Linked DNA regions of Homo sapiens: region 2 is linked to region 1. Evidence: chromatin loops called from intact Hi-C (ENCODE). Cell type or tissue: IMR-90. All regions are shown on one strand. Each heading gives the region's core, and the rest is flanking DNA. Links, peaks and the distances in the headings are about the cores only. Region 1 overlaps LRP6 (LDL receptor related protein 6). Region 2 overlaps LRP6 (LDL receptor related protein 6).

Region 1 (9,960 bases), core at 140-8,139:
GTGCCACTGCACTCCAGCCTGGGCAACAGAGCGAGACTTTGCTCAAAAAAAAGGGAAAATGTAAAAGTATAATTCAGGTTAGGCAATAGCCTAGACCATTTTGTAGCCTGTCACTACAGACCACCTCAGCCTTTTTGAGTCAGCGCTTTTAGAGGTGGAGAAGAGAGAGATAATTTAAAAATTGAGATAGCTTATATGCTAGGCTTATACACAAATGAGTTTTTTTGTTCATATTATTTCTTTCAGTATGTAGTTGAATGTGTTGATGTGAGTGTGTTTAAAAAACAAACTCTTGGGCCAGGCGCGGTGGCTCATGCCTGTAATCCCACACTTTGGGAGGCCAAGGCAGGTGGATCACTTGAGGTCAGGAGTTTGAGACCAGCCTGGCCAACATGGTGAAACCCCGTCTCTACTAAAATAACAAAAATATTAGCCAGGCGTGGTGGCGTGTGCTTATAATCCCAGCTACTTGGGAGGCTGAGGCTGGAGAATCGCTTGAACCCGGGAGGCAGAGGTTGCAGTGAGCCAAGATCACGCCATTGCACTTTCAGCCTGGGCAACAAGAAAGAAATTATGTCTCAAAAAAAAAAAAAACAAAAAACACACACACACACAAAAACGCCTCTTCTTTTTAAATGAAAACTCTGTTAATCTAGAATATATTTGAATTTAAGTACCTCAGCTTGCTAAATAAAATACCTACTTAAACTTTTCTGTGTACCCCTCCCACCTTGTTTTCCTTAGTTTTGGTTCTGTGTTTGGTCAGCCTTTACAATGACTCGGGCTATGACTGCTGAGAACTTGTAAGAGAGGACTGGAATTAGGTTTAAAAGGAATACGAGAATGTTAAGGGTTTGGCACTTTTGTGTAAATAAATGTCTGGCATCTGTCTGAGTGTATTTCAGATTTTATTACATAGCCAAAAATGAAGAGATTTTGCAACATATGTTGCTTTATATTAGCTCTCCATTTAGGGGGAGATAATCAAATATTGAAAGTGTTATGTTGGAATCTGATGATCATGAGCCCATAAAAATGTTTTTAAGTGTATGTGTTACTCTTCTGTACAAAAGAAAATGTTCAGTCACTTGTATGAATTTTTTTATTCTTCATAGCCCTCAAAAGAGAATTTTCCCTGTTTTTTGTTTGTTTTTTGAGATAGAGTCTTGCTCTGTTGTGCGTTTATGTGATCACGGCTCCCTGCAGCCTCGAACTTCCAGGCTCAAGTGATCTTTCCACCTCAGCCTCCCTAGTAGCTGGGACTACAGGCATATGCCACCACACCTGGCTAATTTTAGTATTTTTTATAGAGGTAGGGTCTCACCATGTTGGTGACCCAGGCTGGTCTCAAACTCCTGGGCTCAAGTGATCCACGCACCTAGGCCTCCCAAAGTGCTGGGATTATAGTCACGAGCCACCGTGCCTGGCCTCTTGTTTTTCTTTTTAAATGGCATTGTTGGTCCTTTATGTTTTACTAATTTGAGAATTTGCAGTTATCTTTCATGTTGGTTACTTTTATCTTTCATGTTCCATTGGTCTCCATCTTATGTTGATTTTTTTCTATGAGTATTGTTTGGACATATCCCTTTCCATAATTTCCAAAGTTTGCTAATTAGTTTTCTCTGATTTTCATTTTCCCCTTTTTTCTGCTTATCCCTTCTATGTTAATCTTCCCAAGGCATGACTTTTCAACATAATTACTTTTCTTGGCTTTCAGTGTCCTTCACTTTAATCTATTCCCATTCTTTGTATTCATTCAGCTTTAGTTCCTATTAGTCAGTAGAAACCTTAACCTCCAGTTATACTGTTCACCTTAATATCTTACCCAGTTTATAGCCCCCAAAGTTTTATTCAGATAGCTTTACCATACTTGAAATGTCCTCTTATCTATCCTTCCTATCCTTGAAGGCTCCCGTGCTGTATACTCCACAAAGCTCTTCTTCAATTCTTTAAACCTCAGCGGTTTTTTTCCCATTTGACTCTGTACTTATTGTCTATAATGTGCAAAATAGCACTTAGTTTTATTGGTTTTGTTTGTTTGTTTGTTTGTTTTTAGTTTTGCTTTTTGTTAATTTTGTTTAACTGACTAAATTGTAACCTCTTTTAGGGCAGGGATCTCCTGCTTTACTTCTTGTGTATTCCTCTTTGGTTACAAAATACTAAGTAAATTCACACTGATTAATTCCTGTCTTTGCAGATGGTTTGATAGTCAAGCACCTGCATGACATTTGGTAATAATTTTGGCTTATCACAGTTGTTCATGTTATGGTTGTTAACCTTTGTGTACTTAGTAATCATTGATATTAATCAATGTGATTTATATTTGACAGCCACAAATCCATGTGGAATTGACAATGGGGGTTGTTCCCATTTGTGTTTGATGTCTCCAGTCAAGCCTTTTTATCAGTGTGCTTGCCCCACTGGGGTCAAACTCCTGGAGAATGGAAAAACCTGCAAAGATGGTAAGAAGATATTATCCAAAATGAAAAATTTTATAACTATTGGAATTCTTCATGATTTGTTTTCTCTATAATCAGCTCTCTAGGTTATACTGCTTTGGGAGACCAGTCACTTAATTTCACAGTCTTCACACATGGTTATAGAATAGGAGTGTTTTGTTCTGTGGCATCACTTGAATGCTATTTTATAAATTATTTTAGTGTTTTAAATAACATATTTTTGAAAAAAGTTACGTGTTGTATCTTTTCTGTCAAATCTCATAGTCATTGATATCACAGTTGATAACTATGGAAATGAGTAGTCGCATAAGGAATATATTTTTAACAGGTAGCATTTGTGAATAAAGAACCTCTGTGAAAGAAAGTATGTTTATTAAACTTTTAGCTACAAAGAATATCATGAGATATATTTTATAACAAATTATTTAAGGATGTTTTAAATTGCTTTTTAACAACAGAGAGATGCTTTCAGAGCTGGGAAAAAAAATCCATATTTAAAACAACTTCTTTTTATACTTAAGAAACACACTTTGCCTGTTCTCCTTACTCTTAATTCCCTATAGAGAGAGGGCACGTTGGAGAAAGTATACTGATTTAGGACATTTTAAGGGACTTCCAGTTTGGAAGAACACCAGTTCTTCTGTTTTTCTTCTTAATGAGAATGTTATTCTTCATTCTCACCCCTATGGATCACCATCTGGTTCTCTAGCAACCAGCAAGACCTGGTAAGAAAATTGTTGTATTTAGCTGTGGCTTCTTTATCTAACTCTGAAAAGCAGAAGCCTGTGTTTTGGAGTGTGTTAGAGTCCCTGGCAAGGGGGCCAGGGAGTCAGAGAGATGGAATTGAGTCTGTGTACAGGATGTTTGTTATGACTTGGCATTGATAAATTATCCTCATAGTAAAAGGTGAAGCTGGCTGACTCTTGGTCAAATGGTTTCCATGGCAGACAGCAATTTGGTTTCAATTTAAAACAAAAGGTTTTTGTAATGTTGCTTTTTTCTTTAAAAATGTAGCCTGACTTTAAAACAGAGGATTTATTTTAGCAATAATGGTCTATCTGCTCCCTCACAGCAGTGCAAGTGTACATATTTAACCAGTTTTGAATTTCATGTGTGCATTTGGCATGTAGTAGCCTTAAGTTAACTGTTCTGTTTTGATCACCTTGCTCAAATTAACAGCTCTATGACTTCTTTGTGAAGTTCTAGGCTGGCTCCTTTTGGTTGTTAGCCGGGGCAGTGAATTGTACAAAGTTATTCCTACTTGGTTCCTGCAGTGGCATTTGGGCTGTATTTTCTTCAAGTTGGAATTCATTTATAATTAGCTCTAGAGTGAAAGGGCTGATATTGAGAGGCTTCACTCCTCTTCTCAGTTTTTTGACTTGTAATTGCAGATTGATTCTTGAAGTTTATATGCCAGTATTTTGTTTTGGACTCATTTATTTAGCTGGGAATCTTTTCTTATTCTTTCAGTTGTCAATTTGCTTACTGTCTTTTATTAGCTTCCTATAGTTAGACGATTTTTTGCTGGTGGTTTACTTGAACAATTTAAAATGAAAAAAAGATTGAGCTCAGTATCTTCATTCTTGGTTATGTGGTTAAGTATTTGGGGCTTGGGCTTTAAACAGTTCATAAATAAACCTAATTTAAAATTCAGTGAAATAAAAATCTGAAAATCTTTATTTTTTAATACTGTTGTTAAGTATTAGTTAATATTTCTTGAGTACTTAAATGTTCAGTACTTTCCTGAGTTTTAGATTTATCTCCTTTAATCCTTACAACAACCTTACAAGGTATAGATGGGGAAACTAGGCTTAGCGAGATTAGATATTTTCCCAAAGTTTGTGTAGCTTCTTGAATCAAATTATATTGGATCCACAACTCTTAACCACTGTGTTATGTTTATCTGGTTCCTTCCCTCCATTGCAGCTGTTTGTTTCTCCATAGCTTGCTTTGTCCTCAATTCTGTGAGGTATTGCCCTGTATTTCTCTTTGTTAAGACAGTTTTACTGAGATGTAACTTACATAGCATATAAAATCCATCCATTTTTTAAATTGTACAATTCGGTGACTTTTTAGTAAATTTACAGAGTTACGCAGTTATCACCACAATCCAATTTTAGAACATTCCTATCAAGCACAAAGATTCTTGTCCTAAATTTCTTTATCTTTTTTTAAAAAATGCTTCTTGAACAAAGGATCTATATCCTACATTTCCTTCTCCTTTAATACTGAGCTACTTAGCTTCTTAGTCATTACATAGTCATTATTCATTGTACTTTTAAATAGCTGGATTAATTCCAATGAAACCATAGAATGTATCACAACTTAATTTGGAGAGTTAGCCATTAAACAGCTTGACCTCAGAGTAGACTCTTCTATTTCACTGTATTACTTTCCATTTCCACTCTAAAGAGAGTGCACATCCTTTTGTGTTAATTTATGTATATTTTATATTTATTTTTCAGTTCTTGATTCTTTATCTAGAGCAGGTAAATTTTACCTCTGGGTTTCAAAGTATTCTTCATTTCACTTTGTTGTTCTAGGTGCCACAGAATTATTGCTTTTAGCTCGAAGGACAGACTTGAGACGCATTTCTTTGGATACACCAGATTTTACAGACATTGTTCTGCAGTTAGAAGACATCCGTCATGCCATTGCCATAGATTACGATCCTGTGGAAGGCTACATCTACTGGACTGATGATGAAGTGAGGGCCATACGCCGTTCATTTATAGATGGATCTGGCAGTCAGTTTGTGGTCACTGCTCAAATTGCCCATCCTGATGGTATTGCTGTGGACTGGGTTGCACGAAATCTTTATTGGACAGACACTGGCACTGATCGAATAGAAGTGACAAGGCTCAATGGGACCATGAGGAAGATCTTGATTTCAGAGGACTTAGAGGAACCCCGGGCTATTGTGTTAGATCCCATGGTTGGGTAAGAAGCTCTACTGATAGTAAATTCTGTGTGGTGTTTCTGTTTTTCACAGGTTCCTGAAAACATTGACTAAGATAACATGACATATATATTGGTTTCCAGTAAACAGCTCTTTAATGGCTGTCTATTTTAGGATATGGTGATTAGAATACAATCTCAAGTTTAAAAATTGCTAGTTTTTTGCCTTGGATGTCTTAGATATTTTTTCTTTCTAAATTAAGTCCATGTTTGCTGACTTTGGGTGTTGTCTGCAGATTTTGCTCGGATTGCATCATTACCATGAAAAATGTGGGAAGAAATTGTTTTCAGAACTCTTTCCCTTCCCCTAGAAGCTTTAATTCCATTTTCAGTACTTTATAGTAAGAATATAGCTTACTTTTTTTTCCCTAAATACATGAATGACTTGATTTCCAAAACTTTGCCAGCCCATGCAGCTTTACTTCTAGTTTGTTGTTGTTGTTTGTTTTGTTTTGCCATGCCACCCTGATCATAGTCCAGGGAAGTACAACTTTTTACATACTCAACAATTTTGTTACTTTGAGATTTATTCTGAGGACAAGCATAGTGACAAATTACACCTCAGTATATACCAATGCCTTAGAGCCATCTAAACATCCAGGAGCCGTAAGAATCACTTAGCACTGCAGGAAGAAATAGTTATTTTGAGAATTCAGTTTGCCATCTGACTAATACTGCTGGGATAAGCCTTTTGTGTCAGAGAGATGACAAGCCATCAAGGAAAAGAGAGAGAAAGTTCATGGAAAAGGGCACACAAAATATTTAAAAAAAAAAAAAAAAAAAAGAAGTAAAACTGTAATCTCATTATTGGGAGGCATTTTCAGGATTGGCTCTAGAACACACTGATCTGAAAATTTCCCACAATCTTATATATTGCTGGGATAAATGTCTTAAACACCTCTTCATATGTTTTTTTTTTTTTCCCCTTCCTTGGCATTAACTGATGATACCAGTGTAATAGGAGGGATGGATCTCACCTTTAGAATATCTGAAAGTTACATTTTATTATCTATTTTTAGCTCATTTTTTGTATACTTCTCTAGGTACATGTATTGGACTGACTGGGGAGAAATTCCGAAAATTGAGCGAGCAGCTCTGGATGGTTCTGACCGTGTAGTATTGGTTAACACTTCTCTTGGTTGGCCAAATGGTTTAGCCTTGGATTATGATGAAGGCAAAATATACTGGGGAGATGCCAAAACAGACAAGATTGAGGTTTGTTTTTTGCTTTTTCATTTTCAAGCCACTTTTATAATGGGTTTTGAGTCGACAGTATAATGATTTGAGTACAGATATTCTTTTTTCTTAACAGTTGTCTGGGGTGCCAAAGGTACCTTTTACAGAAATTTTACTCAACCTTCATGATTCTAGGGATAATATATTCTCTTCCACATAATCCTAGGATGGAGAGATGTATTGGTATGAGAAATGGCTGCTGATCAGTTTCTAGTCTTAAAAGCTTATGTAAGTGATTTTCCTCATTTTGGGTAAAGCCACTTTCTGAATTTCCTAGGGGCAATTTCTGCAAACCAAAATTATGTAAGATCTATACTGGAAGAACTGGCTGTCCTAAGTTAGGAAAACAAAGCCCACATGTATGTGTATATCTATATCTATATCTATATCTATATCTATATCTATATCTATATCTATATCTATATCTTTTATTGCTGTTAACTGGTGTTGGGGCAGATGGTAGAATATATTAAATATTATGATGGTTACATGCAAACAATTTTAAAATTGATTTATGGGCTGTGTGGGAACAAGACTAATTAACCAAAGCTTGGGAAAAAATATTTACCAAGTGGTAGAGTTAAGTTTGTGGCAATCAAATAGATTATGGTGAAAATAATCAGTGATTAATATTTTATCACAGTGTTTTATTAGTGGCCTATATCCCTGATATTGGTGTTAAGTCTAAAATTAACAACTTTGAATTAGACTTTGCTACAGGTCTTATGGATCACATAGATAGAACAGAGTTAGGTCTCAATTTTCCTTTGGGGGAAACTTCACATACAAGGATGGCTTTAAATGGCTCTTCAGAGAGACACTGTACACATCTAATGGACAGAAAATTCAGACTCTAGAACAGTTGTTTTGGAAAGGTATTCTGTAGAGTGCCCATGACCCTGAGGGAATAATGACTTCAAGGCCTTGCTTCCAAAATGGAAACTTGGAATAGAAGAAACCCCGTTAGTATTCCACCAGGCTCAAATACTGAAAACGGCATCTGTTGTTCTTGCAGCTGGTTTTCATTAATAGAAAATTTTGCATAGACTCCATAAATTTTCTCCCTGTTAGTATTTCACTGCCTCCCACTCTTTTCAAATCCAAGTTGATGTTTGAATCTTTTAACAGTTGGAGTGCATTGCTGATGAGACAAAGGTTATGAGTTTATGTTTCAGACAGGCTTTTAGCTTCATTTTGGTCAGCTTGAATATAGATTGCCTACCTAATCCCATCTAGTTCACACCTGTGGATTATGAACTATACATGAGTGTATAGGTACGAGTATGCTTAGGAAAACAGTTTAAAGCCCATAAGTTTTAGAAGAATATCTGTAGCAAGAAAATTTACGTAAGGGAATGCACCAAATTTATTATCATGTAGGGTTTTTAAAATTCCGTATTTGGTTTTGCCCATCTTAGTCTGCTATAACTGACTGATTAGCCTGAAAATAAAATCATTTGTTTCTTACTGGGAATATTTCAAGTCTTATTTTCCTCACTTTAGGTATAATACTTTAGATACAGAAATTTATTCAGAATAACAAATAGTTCAGAAGGGATTCAGATAAAGACATTACAATTTATGGAGGTTCTGAGTGACCATCTTTAAGAATAAAAATTAATACACTTTATATAACAATATATAACATTGATTAAATAGGATTTATTTTCCTAGTTTGCAGTGAGTGCAGTAGATTTTAAAATTAGAATTCCTTTTCTGGCCTCTTTGTTATGTTTTCTTGAGCTATGCATATATATATATATACATACAGACACATACATACAGTGGTGTCATTGGCTCCGTCACCCCTTCTTTCCTTCTTCCCTGTATGGTACCAGCATCCTTAAACCTGTTTTTAATTTTTTTCATTCATTCGTTCATTCGTTCATTTGTTCCTTCATTCATTCGTTCTTTTAATCTGCAAAGGCTCTGTCACCCATAAATCTTATTTTTAGATCCATCTTTCTCCTTCTAGGTTTGCTGGAACACAACTGCTGTTTGTTTTTTGTCCCCTTTTTATAGATTGATGTTTGTGGTAAATTTACTTCTGTATACATGAAGACCTCCCTTTATAATTTCCCCTGGAGATTCTGATGTCCTAATTCACTATTAGGACATCAGAGCCTTTGTCATTTTATTTACATAGGCACGTCTAGGAAATACAGCATATAGTTATTTATTCTCTTCTTATGTTGATGTAAAATCTGATACTTGGCAAACTAAAGAAAGAGTGCAGCTCTTCGTCTAAATTAGTCCTGCATAACTCGGGGAGAAAATCTGGGGTTTTCCATCCTGAGACTAGTAGTGATTCTAGGAGCAACTGCTACTACCAGCTTTTCATCTCCCTTGATTTGATAATACTGTGAACTTGAAAACTTTTACAAAGATGTATAATTTTAAAAATCCCTCTTTTTCCAAGAAGTGTATTTGCTAGCCTTTTGTTAGTGGCAACTGATTCCAGATACTGATCTAACCCCAGTCTGGGTGACATTCTCCCTTCTAGTCCCATTTTCCTTAGAAAGCTCCCTAGCTTTTGTCATGCCCGAGAATGAAAGCTGCTTTTCGCTGGGACTATAACAGAGTATCAGATTATGGTTGTGATAACCCTGTTCTCTTCTGAAAGACTTAAGAGTCTGTTTGGTTGGCCGGGCGCGGTGGCTCACACCTGTAATCCCAGTACTTTGGGAGGCCGAGGTGGGTGGATCATGAGGTCAGGAGTTCGAGACCAGCCTGGCCAACATGGTGAAACCCTGTCTGTAGTAAAAATACAAAAATTAGCTGGGCGTGGTGGCGGGCACCTGTAATCCTAGCTACTCGGGAGGCTGAGGCAGGAGAATCACTTGAACCCGGCAGGCAGACGTTGCAGTGAGCCGAGATGATGCCATTGCATTCCAGCCTGGGGGACAAGAACAAGACTCTGTCTAAAAAAAAAAAAAAAAAAAAAAGTTTGGGCTCACACTGTTGTATATGTGTTTATAGTACATTTGGAAAGAAAAGATAATTATTTGGTAAATTATTTATATAGCAAGGTAAGACATAGTAAACCTATGTGTCTTGAGTGGATCACATGGGAAAGTCTCACTGTGTTCATTCATTTATGCTACCTGCTCGCTTAGTGGAAATTCTTTAGATCAGCTTCTCACTTCCTCTTTTGTAAGTGGTGATGTGACCAGATGCTGGCTACATTAGGGAAACCAGGGAGAAGGAATGGGGAATTCTGGGTATTAGATGTGTTTTTATATTGTACAGAGTTGTAGAAAGAATGAATAGATTTAACCTCAGGTTTATAATAAGCTTCGGGAAGGAG
Region 2 (9,960 bases), core at 1,840-9,839, 56 kb after region 1:
CAGGAACGCCTAAGGGTTCATGGACTATCCTTTGAGAAGCTTAGAGCTAGAAAACTTTTGAGTGCTAGGCTAACTTTAAAGTCTTTGGTAATTATACTGATTATTCCTAGGTTTTGTGTGAGACTGTAACGGATTGCAAATATTACAATCCTGTTTTGGATTACAAGATATGAAAAAACTTTTGCCTTATAGTTTTGCGGGCAAAAGTTTATAGTGAATGTAAAGGAAGTAATGTGAAAACCTTTATTTCTTCTTTGAATAGATGAGATAGTTATAAATCATATTTATTATAAAGTATTTTGTGTATGTTAATTATTAAATGAGCTTCACTCAGGTATGTGTTTGTACTTCTGTGTGACCATGATTGTGTTTTTGTCACTCCCCTTCTCCTTGTTCATTTGAAGAACCTCCAACATGTTCTCCTCAGCAGTTTACTTGTTTCACGGGGGAAATTGACTGTATCCCTGTGGCTTGGCGGTGCGATGGGTTTACTGAATGTGAAGACCACAGTGATGAACTCAATTGTCCTGTATGCTCAGAGTCCCAGTTCCAGTGTGCCAGTGGGCAGTGTATTGATGGTGCCCTCCGATGCAATGGAGATGCAAACTGCCAGGACAAATCAGATGAGAAGAACTGTGAAGGTATCCAGAATTCTTCAGTGCCTCAGCATGCAATCCTTTTTTCCCATTCAGTTGTTTAAACTTCAGTATTACTTGGCTTAGTGTCAGTTGGGGTTTTTCAAGTACATATGACTGTATCACTTCTGATCATAGTGCCATGTTCCATATTATTGTTTTAATTCACTCCATATGCATAAGATTTATACAAATTAATAAGCTTTGAAAATTGAGAAATGAAACTAAAATATATTAGGCCTTCAGTATATAAAAATAGTCCCTGTTTCCAATGAGCTCTGAATTAGTGGATTTATTAATTACGCTCTAACATATTTTATATTCTTCACTTTCCCTTACTAACTTTTCCCATGGTAAAAACAACCCAGCCAAGTTCTCTAGAATTCTTTAGTGAAAGAGGGAATTTAATGTAAAGAATAAGCCGGGCGTGGTGGCTCACGCCTGTAATCCCAGCACTTTGGGAGGCCGAGGCGGGCGGATCACGAGGTCAGGAGATAGAGACCATCCTGGCTAACACGGTGAAACCCCATCTCTACTAAAAATACAAAAAAATTAGCCGGGCCTGGTGGCAGACGCCTGTAGTCCCAGCTACTTGGGAGGCTGAGGCAGGAGAATGGCGTGAACCTGGGAAGCAGAGCTTGCAGTGAGCCAATATCGCGCCACTGCACTCCAGCCTGGGCGACAGAGCAAGACTCCGTCTCAAAAAAAAAAAAAAAAAAAAAAAAAAAATGTTAGGAAATTTCCTGCTGGATTTTTTTCTCCTACTCTTTTTTCTCTCTCTCAACCAATGGAACTCCAGAGAATAATATTTAAGTTATAGCTAAAAGTCTAATTTGTTTTTCATTTGTGTTCAGAAGGCACCTTTTGATTCTTGCCAGAGTTTGACTTTACATGATATTAAAAATAAGGAAACTATTTATGTTTTTTTTCCAGTGCTTTGTTTAATTGATCAGTTCCGCTGTGCCAATGGTCAGTGCATTGGAAAGCACAAGAAGTGTGATCATAATGTGGATTGCAGTGACAAGTCAGATGAACTGGATTGTTGTAAGTAGGACTGAGATCTATAAATTACTCTTAACAGAGAATTTAAACAATTTTTTTTCTTATGTGTGAGGTTTACTTATCGAGATTTCCTTTCTAAGTAATAAGTATTAATATTAAGCTAATTATTTGTGTGAAGGTTTTTTTATGTTTTGCTTTCAGTAATTCTTTAAACATAGCAGTTTTCTTATGCACAGAAATCTTCACAGAAACATTTAGTAAAGCACTAGAAAAGAGTAAATATTATTTTACTATAACCAAAGTTACAAAATTCTCAAATCATTTAGATACATAGAAATCAGCCGGGCGTGGTGGCTCACACCTGTAATCCCAGCACTTTGGGAGGCCAAGGTGGGCGGATCACTTGAGGTCAGGAGTTCGAGACCAGCCTGGCCAACATGGTGAAACCCTAGCTGTACTAAAAATACAAAAATTAGCCAGGCGTGGTGGTGCATGCCTGTAATCCCAGCTACTGGGAGGCTGAAGCAGGACAATCATTTGAACCCAGGAGGCGGAGGTTGCATTGAGCCGAGATCACACCATTGCACTCTAGCCTAGGCGACAGAGCAAGACTCCGTCTCAAAAAAAAAAAAAAAGAAAAGAATTCAATTGGTCTGAATTCAATTCAGAACTTAAGCAATCCACCCACTTTGGCCTCACAAAGTGCTGGAATTACAGGTCTTCATCTTCAAAATGAAGAGAATGATGCTTAACCTGATGCCTATAAGAAAATTAAATGATTTAACATATATATCATTTAGCCTAAAAAACACATAGCCTGGTTCATAGTAGATACATTGATTATGGAGTATAAGTGCTGTAATAGAAATCTACACAGGTGGCAGTAGAAATGAGAGAGTAGTCAGCTTATTAGGGACAAAGATGGACTTGATCAAGGAAGGCATCTTAGAAAAATGGTATTTAAGATTGGGTGTTGTGCCAGTGCGCTGGCTCACACCTGTAATCCCAGCACTTTGGGAGGCCAATGTGGGCAGATCACGAGGTCAGGAGTTCGAGACCAGCCTGGCCAACATGTGAAACCCCGTCTCTACTAAAAATACAAAAATTAGCTGGGCGTGGTGGCGGGCACCTGTAATCCCAGCTACTCAGGAGGCTGAGGCAAGAGAATCGTTTGAACCCGGGAGGTGGAGGTTGCAGTGAGCCGAGATCGTGCCATTGTACTCCAACCTGGGCGACAGGGCGAGACTCCATCTCAAAAAAAAAGAAAAAAAAGACTGGGTGTTGATCAATGAATAGTGTTCATCATGTAGATAATTGGAGAAATTTCATTTTGGGCAGAGGGAATATACTGTTCAAAAGCAGAAAAGAGTGAAACAGGCACCTCTGGGAAACTCCATGTAATGGGACTGCCAAAATACAGGCTCTGTTGAGGGGTGTCAGCAAGAGATAACATAGGTAAAGGTACAATCATGGAGGACTATGCTTTTCTTCTAAAGAGCCTAGACAATATTAACAATGGGGAGTGGAGAGTCACTGAAAATTTCAAGAAAAAGACTAGCATGGTCAAGCAATACAGAAGTTGTAAAGCCAGTGGGTTGGAGGTGATAAGCTTATAGGCAGGGAAATCTGTTAGATTGATTGCTTTCAAACTTCTGATCGCATCAAGAGGAATACAGAGATGTGAGCTCATGCATTTAAAAAGGTGTCACACAACACTTAAATATTTACCCATGTTATATAGAACACTTTCTGACATTTTCTGTTTTATTTTTTCAAAGCTGGTTGTAACCCACTAAATCATTCTCACCATTTACGAATGACTTGCAGCCTGTAATTTAAAAAGGAAGCGATTAGAGTTTAGGCAGAAGATGATAAAGATCTAAATCATGAGGAGGAGGAGTGGGGGTGGCAGGGAGAGAACAGATTTCGGAGTTGTTTCAGAAGTAGAATAAAGAGGAATTGGTAACCACTTAGCTATAGTTGATAAGTTTAAGTTGACCCACAGGTACCTCACTGAGTGACTGGAGTCATTAAATGGGATATATAGCAGGAACTGAAAACCAAAGTACCATACCACATCTTGGCTGCAGATGTAATGTTTGATTGATGTGATGTTTAATTTACATTAAATGCCTTTAGGCAGGCGTGTACTTTGCCACAAGCCCCATCACTTTTTATTATCTTATACTAGATGACTTTATTTATGGTGTCTTTACCCCTGGAATCTAGGAGAAATGACTGATCATGGTGACAGTGAGTTCAGTTTGTGATATGTTGCCTGAGAGGTACTCATGGAATATCCCACTGAAGCTCTTCAGGAAGTTGATTATAAGGAACTGTGGCTCAGAAGAGAGATTTGGTGCTCATTAGTTTATTGATAATAATGAAAGCTGTGACAGTAGATAGAATCTCCCAGGACAGTAAGAAGAGGAGGAAAATAGTAGGTGATAGATAGAAATCTCTCTGGGAAGCACCTGCACTTAAGATGCAGGCAGAAGAGAATGAAGCCAACAAAGGAAGCAGAGAAAGAATAATCAGAAATAGTAAAATTAAGAGAGTGGTATCTTGGAAGAATATTGATCAGACTTTTTTTTAAAGAGAAGACAGGAGCCAGCAGTATTGTGTAAAGAGGTTAGTGAAATGAATATATTGAATATGGCAAATAGTAGAACTTTGACTGTTGACAGAAAAGTTTCAGTGCAGTGGTGAGGGTGGAAGTCTGATTTCAGGGAGTTTATGGTGTGACCCAGAGGCTAGGGATTGAGGGTAGTGAATGTAAACTTTTCTTTCCTGAAGCTTGGCATTGCAAAGGAATGTTAGGGGACTAAAAAGGAATGAAAAGATGAGACGGTTGTTCTCAAGGACTAAGAAGAGTCTATGCTTCAGATTCCACAGACTAAATTTGTAAATGATAATCCCTACATATTATGTAACTTAGAGATGTCATTTTCACGCATTTCTTTCATATAATCTGTCAGAGGATGAGTTTAGCTATATGGATGGGAGATTTGAGGTAAGATGAAGCAGGAGGAAGTTTTTTAAAGGATCTGCAACTGTGAGATAAAATTTAACTGTTCAGAATGGAAGAATTTTCCCTCTGAATAGAGACAGTAATGCTCTAATTTCAATAAGCTCACTTTCCCTCTACCTCTGATATTGATGCCCTCTGCTTCTTAAACGGGTAGCTCAGGGATCCAGGGAAGGTGAATCCCTGGGGTGGTGTCCTCTTCTGGCAATGTGGCCTTTCTTTGTGAGTCCTCCAGTAATCAGGTATTAAAGACCTTATGTTCCTTGGTCTCAGGCAACTAGACAGCCTGAAGGCCAGCAGCATAGGGGATTTGAGAGCTGAGGCTTATCTTTAGCTTCCAGTTTTCATTCATCAGGCCTAAATGTCACTATTCAAATCTAAAATCTAACATGTGCTCAGAGCTGATTTTGGCTTCTTCACCATTCCAGGTAAAACATTTGATGACTTTTCTAGGTTTATCCCTTCTGGTCATAAATTTTTTCCCGAAATCTTGGAATACCGTTGTTCATTTGTATGGTATATAGAATGAAGTAGAATGGATTTTATCTGTTTATTTATTTAAAGCTTCTTAATGGTGTTTAAATCTGTACTTCATTTACCATCTTTGTTTCTATCTGTTTACAATTACACTTTCCAACCTATTGTTTTATTTCTGTCTTCATTTAAGGGTAGTTCATTTTGATTCCTAATGATGACATTTATTTCATATGTCTTCAGGGCGTGGTATGTATGTACTCATAAAAAAGAAAAGTGTTTATGAATTATCTTCATTAGGCTTATAGCTTCACATCCTATTAGCAAGCCCTCTTTTGATTACTATTTTGAATATACAGTTGTTTTTCTATTAAATAACCATACTGCATTCTTCATTGTAGATCCGACTGAAGAACCAGCACCACAGGCCACCAATACAGTTGGTTCTGTTATTGGCGTAATTGTCACCATTTTTGTGTCTGGAACTGTATACTTTATCTGCCAGAGGATGTTGTGTCCACGTATGAAGGGAGATGGGGAAACTATGACTAATGACTATGTAGTTCATGGACCAGCTTCTGTGCCTCTTGGTTATGTGCCACACCCAAGTTCTTTGTCAGGATCTCTTCCAGGTGAGTCAGGATGGATCCATTGAGAATCAAGTCTTTGGTCCTGCAAGACTGCCAGTTTCCATTGTGGAAAAGAATACTACCTAGAGTCTGTCTGAAACCATATTACTCTGAGTTTAAACAATTATAAGGACAAACGTTCTTTTTTACTATTAGCACCTTCTCTTTACACAGAAGGCCTTAGATATGGTTTGGTAGAAATTGTCAAAGCATATAAAGCAAATACATATGCAAGCTCTAAGCCTCTCTGACTGCAATTCTGGATGCATGCTACGGAAGGTGAATCAGCCAGTCATTTAGTGAAAGAGTTGTAAACCACAGGTTAAGTTCACCACCAGGGAACTCTAGTACTATGGAGCCCATGAATAAAAGGAGGCCAAAAATTATATAAGATTCCCTTCAGCCAACAAAGATTTGTAAATAGCTGGATGATAGAAGGGAGAATATGTCTTAAGTTTTCTCCTGACTTCATGTGCTAATAAGGGACAAAGGGCTAGTTTAGGCATAGCTGAGTAGCCAGAAGTTTTAAGCTTGGGTAGGCCGTGTTGCTCTAGGGAACTGGCCTTCTTTTTAATGTTTTCTGGTGCCCTTAGTTAAAAGACGCCTTCCTTTTAATGAATATGGAGAAGGCGGTGCCTTGCAAAAACCCTCTGAAAATAGGAACTTACTATGGGTGTAACTCTTAAGTAGACAAACATGGTTTTTAAACTGTTAATGGTAGTGTTGCTTTGTTGCCATACCTATTTTCAGTTAGTGGAATTTGGGAAGCTTCTTGGAAAAAATAGAATTTTTTCTTTAGCACTGGTAGTTTTGATTCTAGCAACATTTATATTCATTAGATGAAAAAATATTCTTTCATATGTTGTTTGTGCCCTAAAAATGTTTTTTTGTTTTCTTTTGAGCAAGTCTGGTATTTAATATGCCCTGCCTCACAACCTCTACCCTTTACAATCCTTTCAAATCCTCCAAGAGGTTGAAAAGCCCTTATTTTAAATAGCTCTGCTTCTACCAGGGGAGGGAGAAGGTGGGAGCTATTCTTGGCCTTGTTCTAGGCCAGCTCTTTCAATGGAAGCATTGACTTCTAGAAAACGTTCATTTCCTTTCTCCATTAAATGTTTTCAATTATAGGAAAAGAGTGTAAGTTATTTTAAAATCAGACTACTTCACTGTTGATATTTGTAATCCTACTGTTGAATGAAATTGCTTGATACATTTTTATATATCATACTCATCTTCAGTTTTTAACCTCCTTTTATTTTAGGAATGTCTCGAGGTAAATCAATGATCAGCTCCCTCAGTATCATGGGGGGAAGCAGTGGACCCCCCTATGACCGAGCCCATGTTACAGGAGCATCATCAAGTAGTTCTTCAAGCACCAAAGGCACTTACTTCCCTGCAGTAAGTAGTCTGTTTTCCTTTGAATGCGACATACATAAGATCTTAGATTTTTTAACTCATTTAAATGTGGGTGATCAGTGATAGTAATGTAAAAGTAGTTTTTGAATGTAAAATTTAGGCATAAAAGGCTCAAAGGACTTACCACACACCACCATCCATGCTTATAAATCTTTTAAGTTACTGTGTAGTAACCAGAATACTTGAAAGCACTGGGCATTAATTTCACATTTCAAGTAAAAGTAGAACTACTGAATGGTACCTATTGAGGGATTAGGGCCTTCATTTTATGACTTCCCAAAAGAGGAAGCACACCTGGAATTTCTCCTAAATCAATAATTTTTCTCTAAATACTTACTATTTTAAATAACCAGGACCTAAATGTACTGACCAATGATTTTTAGGTTACAGATTTTCGTTTTTGTCACTTTGCACTTTTTAGCCATGATGAGGTCTTAGGGAATGAGGAAGCCATAGTCCCAAAGTACTGTTTGAGGTCAATTCTTTGGAAAAGAAGAATTGTGCTAATAGTGTATTGTAAAGAAACACTAATAGAGATGAAGGAAGAAAAGTTGAAAGAAAGTCTGATAGTTTCTATGTTGTTATTTTAATATTTTAATTATTTTTTTCTTTTAGATTTTGAACCCTCCACCATCCCCAGCCACAGAGCGATCACATTACACTATGGAATTTGGATATTCTTCAAACAGTCCTTCCACTCATAGGTCATACAGGTAATACACATCCTTCTCTAAAATAAGGTGCAGTATTTATTGAAAGTGTTTCAGTTGTGGACCTGATATAGCCCCAAATGAGTAGACGATGGTCACCAGAGAGAGACTAGTCATCTTATCTTGATAGTACTGACATTGCCTCTACCACAAATCCTTTCCTTTCAGGACGTTATACTTTTTTTTTAATTTTTTGAGATGGATTTCGCTCTTGTTGCCCAGGCTGGAGTGTAATGGCATGATCTCAGCTCACTGCAACCTCCGCCTCCCAGGTTCAAGCGATTCTCCTGCCTCAGCCTCTCAAATAGCTGGGATTACAGACCTGCGCTACCACGCCCAGCTAATTTTGTATTTTTAGTAGAAACGTGGTTTCACCATGTTGGCCAGGCTGGTCTCGAACTCCTGATCTCAGGTGATCCGCCTGCCTTGGCCTCCCAAAGTGCTGGGATTACAGGTGTGAGCCACCACACCTGGCCTATACTTTTTTTTTTTTTTAAGAGAGTCACAAATGCTGGCTTTTATAATAATAAAATACAGCCTCAGGCTTTGGCAGTATTCTAAGGAGGAATTACCCACCAAAGTGACTGGTTTCAAAATAGTTTGATATTCTAAGAATGAAATATTGGGATAAGATTGGTTCATAGAATTGAGAGTTTAAAACAGCAACATACTCAGAGCACAGAATTTTAGAAAAGTTGAGAGAAATGTAAGTTCAGCCATTGCTTGCATATGCTATTACAATTTGGAGTGAAAGATTTCTCATGTAGTTGCATGGAATAAAGAAAGATTGAAATAAATAAAGTGTATTTGTAAGCCAAAAAAGAGAAAATTATTCCTTTTTGCTAATTTATGAGTCTATAAAGTGTGTTGAGCAGGTCAAGTACTGTTGTGTCAGCTTCCACTTCTATGTTCCTTGAAAGGCCAACAGACCATCAGTAGCTTGAGAGTTTCTATCTACACACTGAAGTGCCCAGGGTTCATGGGCATCCCTCAAGTGCCTGTTATCTTCTAGATAATCTTTTCTATCTTCTATCCTCTCTAGATAATCTTCTATTATCTTTCCTAGCATTTCAGTCAAATTGGCCTGATACGACCTCACCCATGTGTAGAAATGAAGTGGAAACCACTTAAAGTATCTCACTCAGAATTCTCATTTCAGCTTAGATAAGACTGAAATAGCCTTGGCTGTGAACTGATTGTTTTAATGATATGTTGTAATGTTGCTTTCCCTGCCACAAGTTTCTTCTTCTAGGAAGCCAAAACAGAAAAAGCAGAAGCCTGAAAATTGAGAAAGGAGAAAGATACAAAATTTTATTTTTTAAAAGTAATGTCCTTAATTCAAATTGACTAAGGCACTCATCAGAATAAACACGATTGCATAAAAAACTATTCTTGCTTAACTATTTTCCGTATAAGCCCAATTTCTGTTTCCTCTGAGTCAAAACTTACATCATTTGTTGAGATTTTGGTTTAAACTGGGACATGAAAAAATTTTATTAATTCAGTTTGTTTTCTTTTTTTTTTTTCATGAAAATAGAAGTATTTGGACTTTTAAATGTTGACCTTAGAAATTTCACCAAGGATTGACACCTGATTGGACAAAGAGTTAAACAAAACAAACTGTGACATCATGTCAGTATTGATAGTAAAAGCCTTTGAGAACTCACTCAGTGGGTCATATAACTTTTGGTCTCTGGCAGCCTTGCACCCTTTTTATTTTTATTTTTATTTTTTTTGAGACAGGGTCTTGCTCTGTCACCCAGGCTGGAGTGCAGGGGCACAATCACAGCTTACTGCAGTCTCCACCTCCCGGGCTCAAGCAGTCCTCCTGCTTCAGCCACCCAAGTAGCTGGGACTACAGGTGTGTGTCACCACGCCTGGCTAGCTTTTTTTTATTTTTTGTAGAGACGGGGTCTTGCTATGGTGCCCAGGCTGGTTTCTTTCTTTCTTTCTTTTTTAAAGACTAATCAAATGCAGTAGTAAGAAGGGGAGACAGAGTAGAACAAGGAATTTGATCTGTGACTGTGAACAATCTGGCAGCCATTTCTTTTGAAGCAAGCCAAGTG

Evidence for each region. Peaks named below come from ENCODE experiments on the same cell type or tissue, not always from the same donor. Only the 100,000 strongest peaks of a DNase experiment are listed, where the experiment ranks them.
Region 2: a loop joins it to region 1, with 3 times the contacts of the local background. A loop is called at or near these places in 2 of 110 quality-filtered maps.

What each region holds. Positions count from the first base shown.
Region 1 is chr12:12,176,482-12,186,441 of GRCh38, reverse strand. LRP6 (LDL receptor related protein 6) reads left to right here. Exons shown (of 23, transcript NM_002336.3): 5 at 2,331-2,462; 6 at 5,003-5,399; 7 at 6,461-6,632. Among named protein-coding and RNA genes, the nearest start is that of MIR1244-4, 70 kb to the right of the region's middle. In IMR-90, for the core only: no CTCF peak of the experiment used is centred there; DNase peaks (open chromatin) are centred at 3,311 and 4,751.
Region 2 is chr12:12,122,502-12,132,461 of GRCh38, reverse strand. LRP6 (LDL receptor related protein 6) reads left to right here. Exons shown (of 23, transcript NM_002336.3): 18 at 405-641; 19 at 1,569-1,679; 20 at 5,541-5,771; 21 at 7,030-7,166; 22 at 7,800-7,897. Among named protein-coding and RNA genes, the nearest start is that of MIR1244-4, 16 kb to the right of the region's middle. RefSeq lists a silencer at 1,235-1,435. In IMR-90, for the core only: no CTCF peak of the experiment used is centred there; no DNase peak of the experiment used is centred there.